3 separate regions of the Homo sapiens genome follow, and all the other regions are linked to region 3. The links are chromatin contacts, found by Hi-C or POLR2A ChIA-PET in ENCODE. All regions are on one chromosome and are shown on one strand. The core of a region is the stretch at or near the end of the contact, and the rest is flanking DNA. Distances in the headings are between cores, read along the strand shown.

Region 1 (3,168 bases), core at 289-2,788, 1.0 Mb after region 3:
AAAAAAACCAAAAAATCTGTCTTTCGCAGCTACAGGTCATTAATCTGACCAGCTGCTCCAGAAAGATTGAAGTAACATGAGGGAGCAAATATCTGCTTCAACTTCCACCCCCTTCCCTGAGAGCATGCATTTATTCAGAAACATCCACTCAGTCCCTGCTCTGGGGACAGACTAGTGAAAACAATGCCTCTGGACAGATGGTAAAGAAATAATCACAAATCGTGATATTACTATAAGGAAAAGTACATGGTGCTGTGTGAAGTGCTGCAGGAGGACACAGTTCATGGGGGGCGGACTTGGAGGGGAGGGCCAACAGAGGCCTTCTGAAAAAAATGACACTTAAACAGACCTAAAGACTGTCCAAAAGTATGTCAAGTGAAAGGGGAAGCAAGGCATTGCAGGCAGAAGGAAACACGTATGTGAAGATCCTGAGGCAACAGGAAATTTGATGCATTCCGAGAACAGAGACTGAGCAAGAGAAGGGAACAGAATGAGGCTAGACAGGGAGACAACAGCTGGATCACCGAAGGCTCTGAAAGACGCAGTCATGAGCTTGGATTTTATCAGAAGGGTAATGGGACAGCCAGCGGGTTCTCAGCAGACCAACAAAATCAGACTTAGAAAGATCACTCTTGCTCAGCCTGAGAGAACCGATTGGAGGGAACAAGAGAGGGCAAAGCCCCAAGTACCTTCTTGTTCATCACTCTAACCCTAGCACCTAGCATGGTGCCCACACATAACTGGCACTCAGTAAATGTTTGTGGAATGAATGACCGTGGAAACAGGAGACTATTGCAGTAACCAAGGCTGGCAGCCGAACACAAGTGTTCCGAGTTGAGATGTTTTGTAAGTCGAGGTGATGGGGCTTAGCAATGGACTGACTGAATGTGGGGGTTTGGGGATAAGAGAAAAACAAGTCAGGCATGACTCCCATGAATCTGGCTTGGCCCACCTATCTGATTGGAAGGGCTGGCTTAAAGAGATAGGTAAGATGGAAGAAGAGGTGCAGGGAAAGAGTTCACAGATTATCTACCAACTCCCATCACACGCGTGTCTGAGCATCTGAGCAACACCTGGCCCAAGAGCTGGGACTAAGCTCCCTGAGCATGAGGCGGTGGCATACTTTCTGCGCCCCGGCTCTCCCAGATGCATGCGAGGCACTGCGAGCCGACTCTTTACTATGTAAACTCCCCGAACTTATCCGAGCCGCAGTTTCCTCGTAAGATCGTGGCAAGCATCAACGCATCAAACTCCAGGCCTAAGCTGGGTGTGAAAGCGCCCCCCTGAGAGTGGGGCGGAATTCCCACGTCTCTCCCCGCCCGGTACTGCCTTTCCTCAGGACGCGGGCCTGTCAGGCTCCTCTCGCCCCTGGTCCGCCCGCGTCCCCCGACCCGAGGTCAGCCTACCTGCCGGCCCCGCGGCGGCAGCGCGCTGCAGCCCAGGCTGATGTAGACAGGCAGCTTCTCCTGGGTCAGCGACAGCCGGTACCCAGCCAGCCTGCCACGGCCGCTGCCACGGATACAGAGCCTGTTTACCTATGACGTCACTACCTTCCTGACTCCGGAAGCACTTACAGCCCCCATTCCACAGAGCCTGCTGGGAAACAGAGGCCCGAGGGGAGGCCCGGCCTACAAGACCCAGAAGCCTTAGCGCCGGCAAGGCGGCCAGAAGTAGCTCTGCTCTCTCCGCGAAGACCCTCGGGGGATTCCGCCTCCACCCTTTCCCGGATAGAGCGCTATGCATGCAGGGACTTGTAGTCTCAGGCTCCCCAGCCGGCTGGGCTGGGCAGCACTCCGGGCGGAGTCGACGAGCGCAGGATGTGAGCTCACAGCTTGGGACTGCTGAGGGGCAGGCGGCTGCAGGCTAGGGGCGGCTCGGAGTCCGCTGGCCACCCAGCTGAGAGGAGAGGCGCCCCCGGGGACGGTGAGAGCCGGGCCCGCCGATGCCCTCGGGGAAGGGATGGACGGCCCCTGCTGGAGTAGAGCGAGCCCGGCCGGGTCCTGGGGGAAAAGGCGCGGGCGGCGTAGGGGAGATGGAGAGCTCCGATCTCCCACGGAGGGTGGGCGTGAGAACCGGTGTGGGTTTCTCGGTAGTGAGGAGTGGTCCGGGCTAGAGAAGAGCCCACACCGGCCACATTTCCCAGGACTTTTTGGGTGACGCTTAACCTTTACACCTAGGGTTTCTGCTAGATCCGCCACTCTAGCCCTCAGCTTTCCTCCCGCCGTCCTCCGTGTCTGACGGATTTCTGGGTCCTTCTTCCTTTTAGACCCCTCCTCTTTCCACCTCCGCGGCTGTTTGCCCTTTGTTGTGCTTGGGTTCCCATTAGCTTCGTTGCGTGAGCCACGGATCCGCCCTTAGCCCCGGGCATCCCCAAATATCCACACACAAAGTGCGGAAGGAAGAGCACTGTGGCTATCAGTGGAAACTTCATTCTCACTGGAATTACTTTCTGGGGCGTCACCTGCCACAGAATTCCTGGAACCCATTGGTCTGGGCGGAATGTGATTGACGTCATCCAGGGGCTCAAAGCAATTGCTTTGTAGGAAAGGAAGAGATTAGCTCTGGATCCGCCGACCTCTCTTGGCAGGCCTATCCTTTGAGCTCCTTTGCATTGGCAGAACATGTATGTGTGCTTTCTCTGATCCTGGGAAAACTAGGACTAGACACAAAATACACAGGGAACTTGCTAATACCTGTTAGAGAGGTGGATTTATTCCTTTGAGGTGGGCGGGAAAAGGGAAGGTGATCTCATACCATTCTAGTGTTTCTTAGTCATTGGCAACCTCCTGGTGAGGGCTCACCTCCCATACCCAACCCCTGTGGCAAATGAAAGAGTCTCCCAGACAAGCCGCCAAAGGAATTCACTGCTTCACACAGCACCCACGCTGGCTGTCCACTTCCTTGGACATTCTTCCCAGGGACTTACCTAAATCTTTTCAGGGACAATTTCAGTCTAACAAACTGACGTATGTTAAATACTTAAAATGTGCATGGCATTGTGCTGAGCACCATTAGGGGAACACAGCGGTAAACTTGGGAAACCAGTGCCCTGCTTCTGGGTTGCACTTACAAGGCATGAGCAACTGTAAACTCCTGCATGTGATGAGCATTCGGTGAAATCATTCCACTTTTTTTCTGTCTCCATTATTACCAATGTGGTCCAGGCTG
Region 2 (3,221 bases), core at 722-3,221, 1.1 Mb after region 3:
GAGACCATGCCATTGCACTCCAGCCTGGGCAACAAGACTGAAACTCCGTCTCACAAAAAATAAATAAATAAAATAAATAAATAAAATAAAAAATGAATACAAATTTGATTCTGGAATGGCACCAAACATCAAGGTGGAATGAATGGAACACCATACCATGCAGGCCTGTGACCTAATCTGACTTTTTTCAGAAGCAGAGCACTCTATGAAAATGAAAGATGACCCAGCCCAATACTCACCTGCCCGGTCTCATATTTTCCATTCTGTTTTGGCACCTCAAACACACCAACTGTCTCCAACACTTTGCCCTCTGGTCGGTTTCTGAGTAGGAAGGAAAAGAACAAGCAACAGAAAAGCTGAGAAGGTAATGGTAGTTATCCATAAGAAAAAGCTCCTAGGATACTGAGGGGCCAGGGCGATGACAGCAGAGAAGGGTTTGGGGTAGTGGGACCAGCTGGAGCAGGAAAGGCTTTCCTCCTCCTTGGTGAAAACCTCCACAGTCTCCCAGTGTTAGATGTGACCGCTCCCATACTACTGTCTTCTCTCTTCACTGGGCATTCTTCATATCATGCCCTCACACTCTGCTCAAATGTACCCCTGCCCTTGTTTCTTCCCTAACCCACCCTCCTGACCTCCCACAGCACTTTAACTGTCTTGCTCACTTTTTCAATTTTTTTAGAAGGGGAGTATCTTTTTTTCTTCTTTTCTTACATTTTCTATATCACAAGTCATCAAACAATATCCTGCTCCCTTTACATTTCAGTTGTGTCCATGTCTTATCTTTATTAAATACTGTAAATTCCCTGGGAGCAATGCCTGAGTCTGATTAGCTGGTACTGCCCCCTCAGAGCCTAGTGTACAAGAGGTGCTCAAAAAATATTTGTCCTGTATTATAATTCCATGTCCATCTCCCCCTCTAACCTGTAGCCCTTACATTGCCCTTGAAAAGCTTAAACATCTCTAGATTTCCTACGGCACATCGCTCTCTCAATACCGTTTTTGTTCATATTCTCACAGGGGTCTTAAATTGCAAATAGCTATCATCTCTCCCCAATGTTCAGTGTCTAATATCAGCCACTAAAATGTCAGTCACCACTCTGAACAGGGCTGCTCTTTCTAGGGGCCCTTCAAATAAAGGCTGTTTTTACTGTTTTGAAGATGTGAACTTTATGCTTCCTCCCACTGATCCACCAGCCCATTTGATCCGCCTGTCCCATCCGTGGAAACAGTTTCCACACCATCCCCATGGCCTCAAACCCCCTTCCCCAAGTCACAGATAGAAAATCGATCTCCCCAAAGTCACTTGGAAACCTGGGGCCTACGAGGGTCCACACCCAAGAGTCTCGTTTCCCACCTCTAGCATCTTTCTGAGGCAGACCTTCACCAAATCCAAAGGCTGAGGGTTCAAGCCAATGCCCTAGGGCTGAATTAAAAAGCTTCCCTCTGACATCGGTGCTGGGGACCCCAGCCGGGGAAGTAGGATTCACTTGGGGAGGGTAACCTGTTCCCCCCCAGGGCCAGCCCTGTACAACCAGGGCTCTGGGCCGCGCTGGCTTCCCTGCTCCTGGCACATGTCCCAGACAGCGCAGGTCGGCTCCCTGCTCGGGACCCTCTCCCGGGTCAAACTCCAGTCACCCTCAGCAGGCCCGGGCCCCTGGCCTCCGCACTGGCTAGGAACACGCTCTCTGGGCTCCAGGCCCAGTTCCTCGCGCCCCCTGGCTCCGTCCCTCACCGGGACGAGAGGTGCCTCCGCGTCGTCGTGGTCGACGCTGGCGAGAAGGCTCCAGCTCCGGCCGCCGCACAGAGCGGCCTTGGCCACCGGGCCCCAGTCAGCGACCGGGACCACCAGCGGCTGCCCACGGCCAGGGCCCGCCGGGCTGTACAGGCTGCCATGTCCCGCCCGAGCGCCCGCCCGGCTGCTGACACAGAGCCCGACCCGCGGCCGGGCGGCGTTCCGCCCCAGTCCCACACTGCCCCGCGCGGCGTCCCGGCCCTCTTGGCCCGCCTGGTCCCACCCCGGAGCTCAGAGCAACTTCCGGTGCGCTTAGCGTTACTTCCGGCGCGCGGCGGGCGGAAGTCCGGGTTGGGGTCACCTGACCGGAGAGCCGGCTAGATATGGCGTCCTCTTTGCTTGCGGGCGAGCGATTGGTGCGTGCTTTGGGCCCCGGCGGGGAGCTGGAGCCAGAGCGGCTACCCCGAAAGCTGCGGGCCGAGCTTGAGGCCGCGCTGGGGAAGAAGCACAAGGGCGGTGATAGCTCCAGTGGCCCCCAACGCTTGGTTTCTTTCCGTCTCATCCGGGATCTGCACCAGCATCTGAGAGAAAGGGGTGAGCCCCAGTCTCCAGTCCGGGGTCCCCTCCTTGTGTCCAGATCGATTCCCTCCTGAGGTCTTTTCCCATCATTCCCCTTCTTCTACGGAGCACTCATCTAGACAAGTCAAGAGTCACTCCATAAATCCCAGGGCCACCCACTTTCTTAACTCCCATGGGAATTTCTCGTGGATGACAAATTTGCTTGTGCAGTTTCTGCTCTTTTGAGAGCCCCCTCTTCACTTCCAGGCACACCTAGGCCCAATTCACCCTTGAGAAAGTCTAGGTTTTTACCAAATACAAATATCACAGGTTTTGTCTCTTCTTTTTCTCCACTTTAGGAATCAGCTTAGCATAGTGAGCTTGTAGGAATCCGGATTTCTTTCCACCTCAAAAGCAAGAGTGGTGAAATCTGATACTTTGTTTTGTTTGTTTGTTTTTTTAATATAGGATGGCAAAAGCTGTGTTGAAAGATCTGGCCTGAGAGTAGCATGTGAGTTCCAGTCCTAGCTCTGTCACTAATCCTTTGAAGGAGTCATTTCTCCTCGCTGGGCCTCAGTTCCCTTATGTGTAAAGGGAAGGAACAGGACAAACTAGCACATAAGGTATTTTGCCAGAAGTAACATAGACCAGCCAGAAGTGCAAAGGGTAGACTGCTCAATTATTAGAACTAGAAAGGACCTTAGAAAGAGATTGCCTAGTATTAGTGTCCTCTGAGCATTTAGCATCACTATGACCTAAACTTATTTAGGGAAGAGCTGTTGTGGCCACAGAACTGATCTAACCCAAAGGCACAAGTAAATGGCTTACTTGTTAGTTATAACACTGGCAGGATAATTGAGAGCTGACAGCTAAAGTCACCTGCGCAGCACTGGGAGATACCTACATGGAATTATCCAAAATTCTTTTCAAT
Region 3 (3,163 bases), core at 393-2,892:
AAGACGAGGGGCAGGCAGGGCGCAGTAGCTTAACGCCTCTAATCCTAGCACTTTGAGAGGCCGAGGTGGGCAGATCACAAGGTCAGGAGTTCAAGACCAGCCTGGCCAATATCGTGAAACCCCCTCCCTACTAAAAGGATGAAAAAAATTAGCTGGGCGTGGTGGCAGCCACCTGTAGTCCCAGCTACTCGGGAGGCTGAGGCAGGAGAATCGCCTGAACCCGGGAGGCAGAGGTTGCAGTGAGCCGAGTTGGCGCCACTGCACTCTGCTCTGGGAGACAGAGCAAGACTCCGTCTCAAAAAAAAAAATAAATAAATAACCAAAAAAAAAAAAAAGGAGGGGCGATGTTTTATTAAACATTTCGCTATTTGAAGAATTAATACACTCATGCAAAGAAAAGATGAAGTAAACATGCCCTACAGTGTTATCATTTGAGATCTCTTAAAAGCGGCTATGCAGCCGGGCGTGGTGGCTCACGTTGTAATCCCAGCACTTTGGGAGGCTGAGGCGGGCGGATCACTCGAGGCCAGGAGTTCGAGACTAGCCTGGCCAACAGGGTGAAACGCCCTCTGTACTAAAAATACAAAAATTACCCGGGCTTGGTGTCACATGCCTGTACAAATCCCAGCTACTGGGGAGGCTGAGGCAGGAGAATTGCCTGAACCCGGGAAACGGAGGTTGCAGTGAGCCAAGATCACGCCATTGCACCCCAGCCTGGGAGAAGCGAGACTCCGTCTCAAAAAAAAAAAAAAAAAAAAAAAAAAAAGCGGCTATGCAACACTCTACTCTGTCCCATGAATATCTGCCACATATTTGAATTCCCAGTCTTATACGCCCCAGGCCTTTGCAATGTTTAGGGTCCACACGAGAAGCCATTAAAATGCAAATACGTCATCTGTGACCGGGAACCAAGCTGGCATCTAGCAGATACTGACACATTTATCAGTCTGATGTGTGGACAACTAGGTGCCTCCCAGAGGCCTTCAGGTAAGGTGGAGGAAGGGCCAATTCTGAGCTGACACAGTGGGATCCATCTTGGCCAGGACAGTGGGATCCATCTTGGCCAGGACAAAGGCAGTCCAGAGAGGCCCCGCGGCGCGGTGCGGCGCGATCACGCCCGAGTCTCCTTCTCGTTCCCCTCGGCCCTTCCTAAAACCTGCTGGCTCAGGTCTGAACAATCGCAGCTGGACAGGTGGTGCACAACGATGTTAATTTTCATCCTGTCTTTTTCATCAGTGCATCCTTCAGTTCCCTATTACTTGTGGGCTGGGGAGTTGGCCAAATTGAGTGAAAACCTGAAATGTCTTTTTGTTCTTTTGGTTCAGCCAGTTTAAGTTCCATGCAATCTTTAAGCTAGGAGGCTAATAATAATACAATTCTCTGCTTGCCCTTTTCAAAGCCACTTCAGCTTATAAACTCCATATTAGACCATCCAGGCCCAGAAGACGCCACCGGCCTACAGGCAGAGTCAGCGGAACCAGCCTGGGCTGGATCTCCCCCTGCGAGGCCCCCAGGCAACGCCCGCGCCGGGCCGGGGAGATCACGTCCCGTGCGTCGGGAGGCGGGGGCCTCGGGCTGTGACGTCACGTGGCCGCGCCCCTGCCGCCCAGATATCTCCGGCGCCGCCCGCCATTTTGACTCCAGTGTCTCGTTTGCAGTCGGCGCTTTAGGGGAACTGTCTTCCTCCGCAGGCGCGAGGCTGGGTACAGGGTCTATTGTCTGTGGTTGACTCCGTACTTTGGTCTGAGGCCTTCGGGAGCTTTCCCGAGGCAGTTAGCAGAAGCCGCAGCGGCCGCCCCCGCCCGTCTCCTCTGTCCCTGGGCCCGGGAGGGACCAACTTGGCGTCACGCCCCTCAGCGGTCGCCACTCTCTTCTCTGTTGTTGGGTCCGCATCGTATTCCCGGAATCAGACGGTGCCCCATAGATGGCCAGCTTTCCCCCGAGGGTCAACGAGAAAGAGATCGGTGAGGATTGGGACCGTGGGTGGGCGCATGAGGGCCGAGGAGAGGCAGGGACTCCCCGGAGGAGGTTTGGGAGGAAGCGACTCCAAGTCTGAGGGAAGAGCTCCAGTGCGCCAGGGCCAGCCCACTAGCGAGGAGGAGGAAGCCGCCTCGGTGGGAGTTGGCTGAGGGGTAAACGGCACCGACGTGGATGCAGCACCTACTGTGCTCCCTCGCGGTTGCTGTGTGGCTGGGGCGGGCAAGGACCCCGGTTTCTTCGTCGGAGGTCCGCGCAGGGCTCTTGTCCTGGGAGTTCTTGGCTCAGGGCATGACTGTCGAGTGGACAGGGAAGGGCCACTCAGGGACTTTAGGTTTACAATGGGGAAAAGTAAACTTGTGGGTTGTAAGCGGTAATGAAAGGAGGGGGTCCTCGTGTGTACCAACCACTCTTAGATAGAAATGAGATGGAAGAGGTCCCAACAGCCTGGCAAAAGCAATACAGTATTTTTAAAATGGTGTGGCCTTAAGAAACGCAGCGGTTCGGGGGAGGAGACTTTTAGAATTATCTTTCAAACACTTAAGGGAGGAGCTGGGTGGTTGGGTGGAGTGACAGAAGGAAAGCTTTTGTGCGGAAGAGGAAACTCTGGAAAAGGCTTTTCTGGCTTAGTGTCTAGCCCTGGTCGGCTTAGTAAAGGGCAATTAGTGTTGAAGGTTGTGCGTCCACACCTACTTAGTGGCTCAGTGGAAAGCACGTCGCATTATTTAAATCCTCTTTTAAAGTAAAATAACTGGAACAACGTTTGACGGTGTTGGGGGGTGCTGTACATTGGCTGATAACACTTAGCAAACACTGATCTTACTGTGTGAAGTAATAATTAGCTGCGGCCGCTGAGCAGAGAGCATTTACATTTTCCTACTCTTGAAGTGAATGTGTGCCTTTACTAAGTACAAGGAGGAGTTATTTCTAGAGAAGGGAAGAGGCTGAAGTAGCCAAAACGCGCACTATTTTGTATGTGGGTGAATTTTTATATCTAGAAACAGCTGTTTTAGAATTCTGGACTTTTGTTGTCTTAGGGATGATTGATTAGGAAGGGACTTTAACCCTGGTTTTAATAACCATTTTTAAAGATACAAACACAGAAAAAAAAGGGAAAAAATTGTAGCAGAGTTCACACAGAAAAAAGAAAAAAAAAGATGCAAAGAACACAGAATTTGTGTCCAGT

What was found. A loop is a pair of places that touch in the nucleus more often than their neighbours do. ChIA-PET counts read pairs that join two places held with the same protein, here RNA polymerase II (POLR2A). Pooled maps may share reads with other maps.
Region 1: a loop to region 3 is called in a pooled map, with 13 times the contacts of the local background. The contact joins the promoter of IFT20 here to the promoter of WSB1 in region 3. A Hi-C loop is called at or near these places in 7 of 50 pooled maps. POLR2A ChIA-PET finds 5 or more read pairs at or near these places in 4 of 52 experiments (AG04450, H1, MCF 10A and 1 more).
Region 2: a loop to region 3 is called in a pooled map, with 9 times the contacts of the local background. The contact joins the promoter of POLDIP2 here to the promoter of WSB1 in region 3. A Hi-C loop is called at or near these places in 5 of 50 pooled maps. POLR2A ChIA-PET finds 5 or more read pairs at or near these places in 3 of 52 experiments (CD4-positive, alpha-beta T cell, MCF 10A and activated CD8-positive, alpha-beta memory T cell).

What each region holds. Positions count from the first base shown.
Region 1 is chr17:28,333,934-28,337,101 of GRCh38, forward strand. It overlaps IFT20 (intraflagellar transport 20), which reads right to left and starts at 1,539. Exons shown (of 5, transcript NM_001267776.2): 1 at 1,407-1,539. It overlaps TNFAIP1 (TNF alpha induced protein 1), which reads left to right and starts at 1,828. Exons shown (of 7, transcript NM_021137.5): 1 at 1,828-1,923. RefSeq lists silencers at 1,236-1,427, 1,921-1,970 and an enhancer at 1,351-1,880.
Region 2 is chr17:28,355,556-28,358,776 of GRCh38, forward strand. It overlaps POLDIP2 (DNA polymerase delta interacting protein 2), which reads right to left and starts at 1,972. Exons shown (of 11, transcript NM_015584.5): 1 at 1,733-1,972; 2 at 240-321. The coding sequence starts at 1,893. VMA12 (vacuolar ATPase assembly factor VMA12) reads left to right here and starts at 2,092. Exons shown (of 6, transcript NM_152464.3): 1 at 2,092-2,326. The coding sequence starts at 2,116. RefSeq lists enhancers at 1,372-2,137, 2,250-2,349 and a silencer at 1,670-2,059.
Region 3 is chr17:27,292,472-27,295,634 of GRCh38, forward strand. WSB1 (WD repeat and SOCS box containing 1) reads left to right here and starts at 1,643. Exons shown (of 9, transcript NM_015626.10): 1 at 1,643-1,964. The coding sequence starts at 1,925. MIR4522 (microRNA 4522) reads right to left here and starts at 1,525; the gene lies at 1,439-1,525. RefSeq lists enhancers at 1,372-1,421, 1,792-1,851, 1,862-1,921 and a silencer at 1,462-1,671.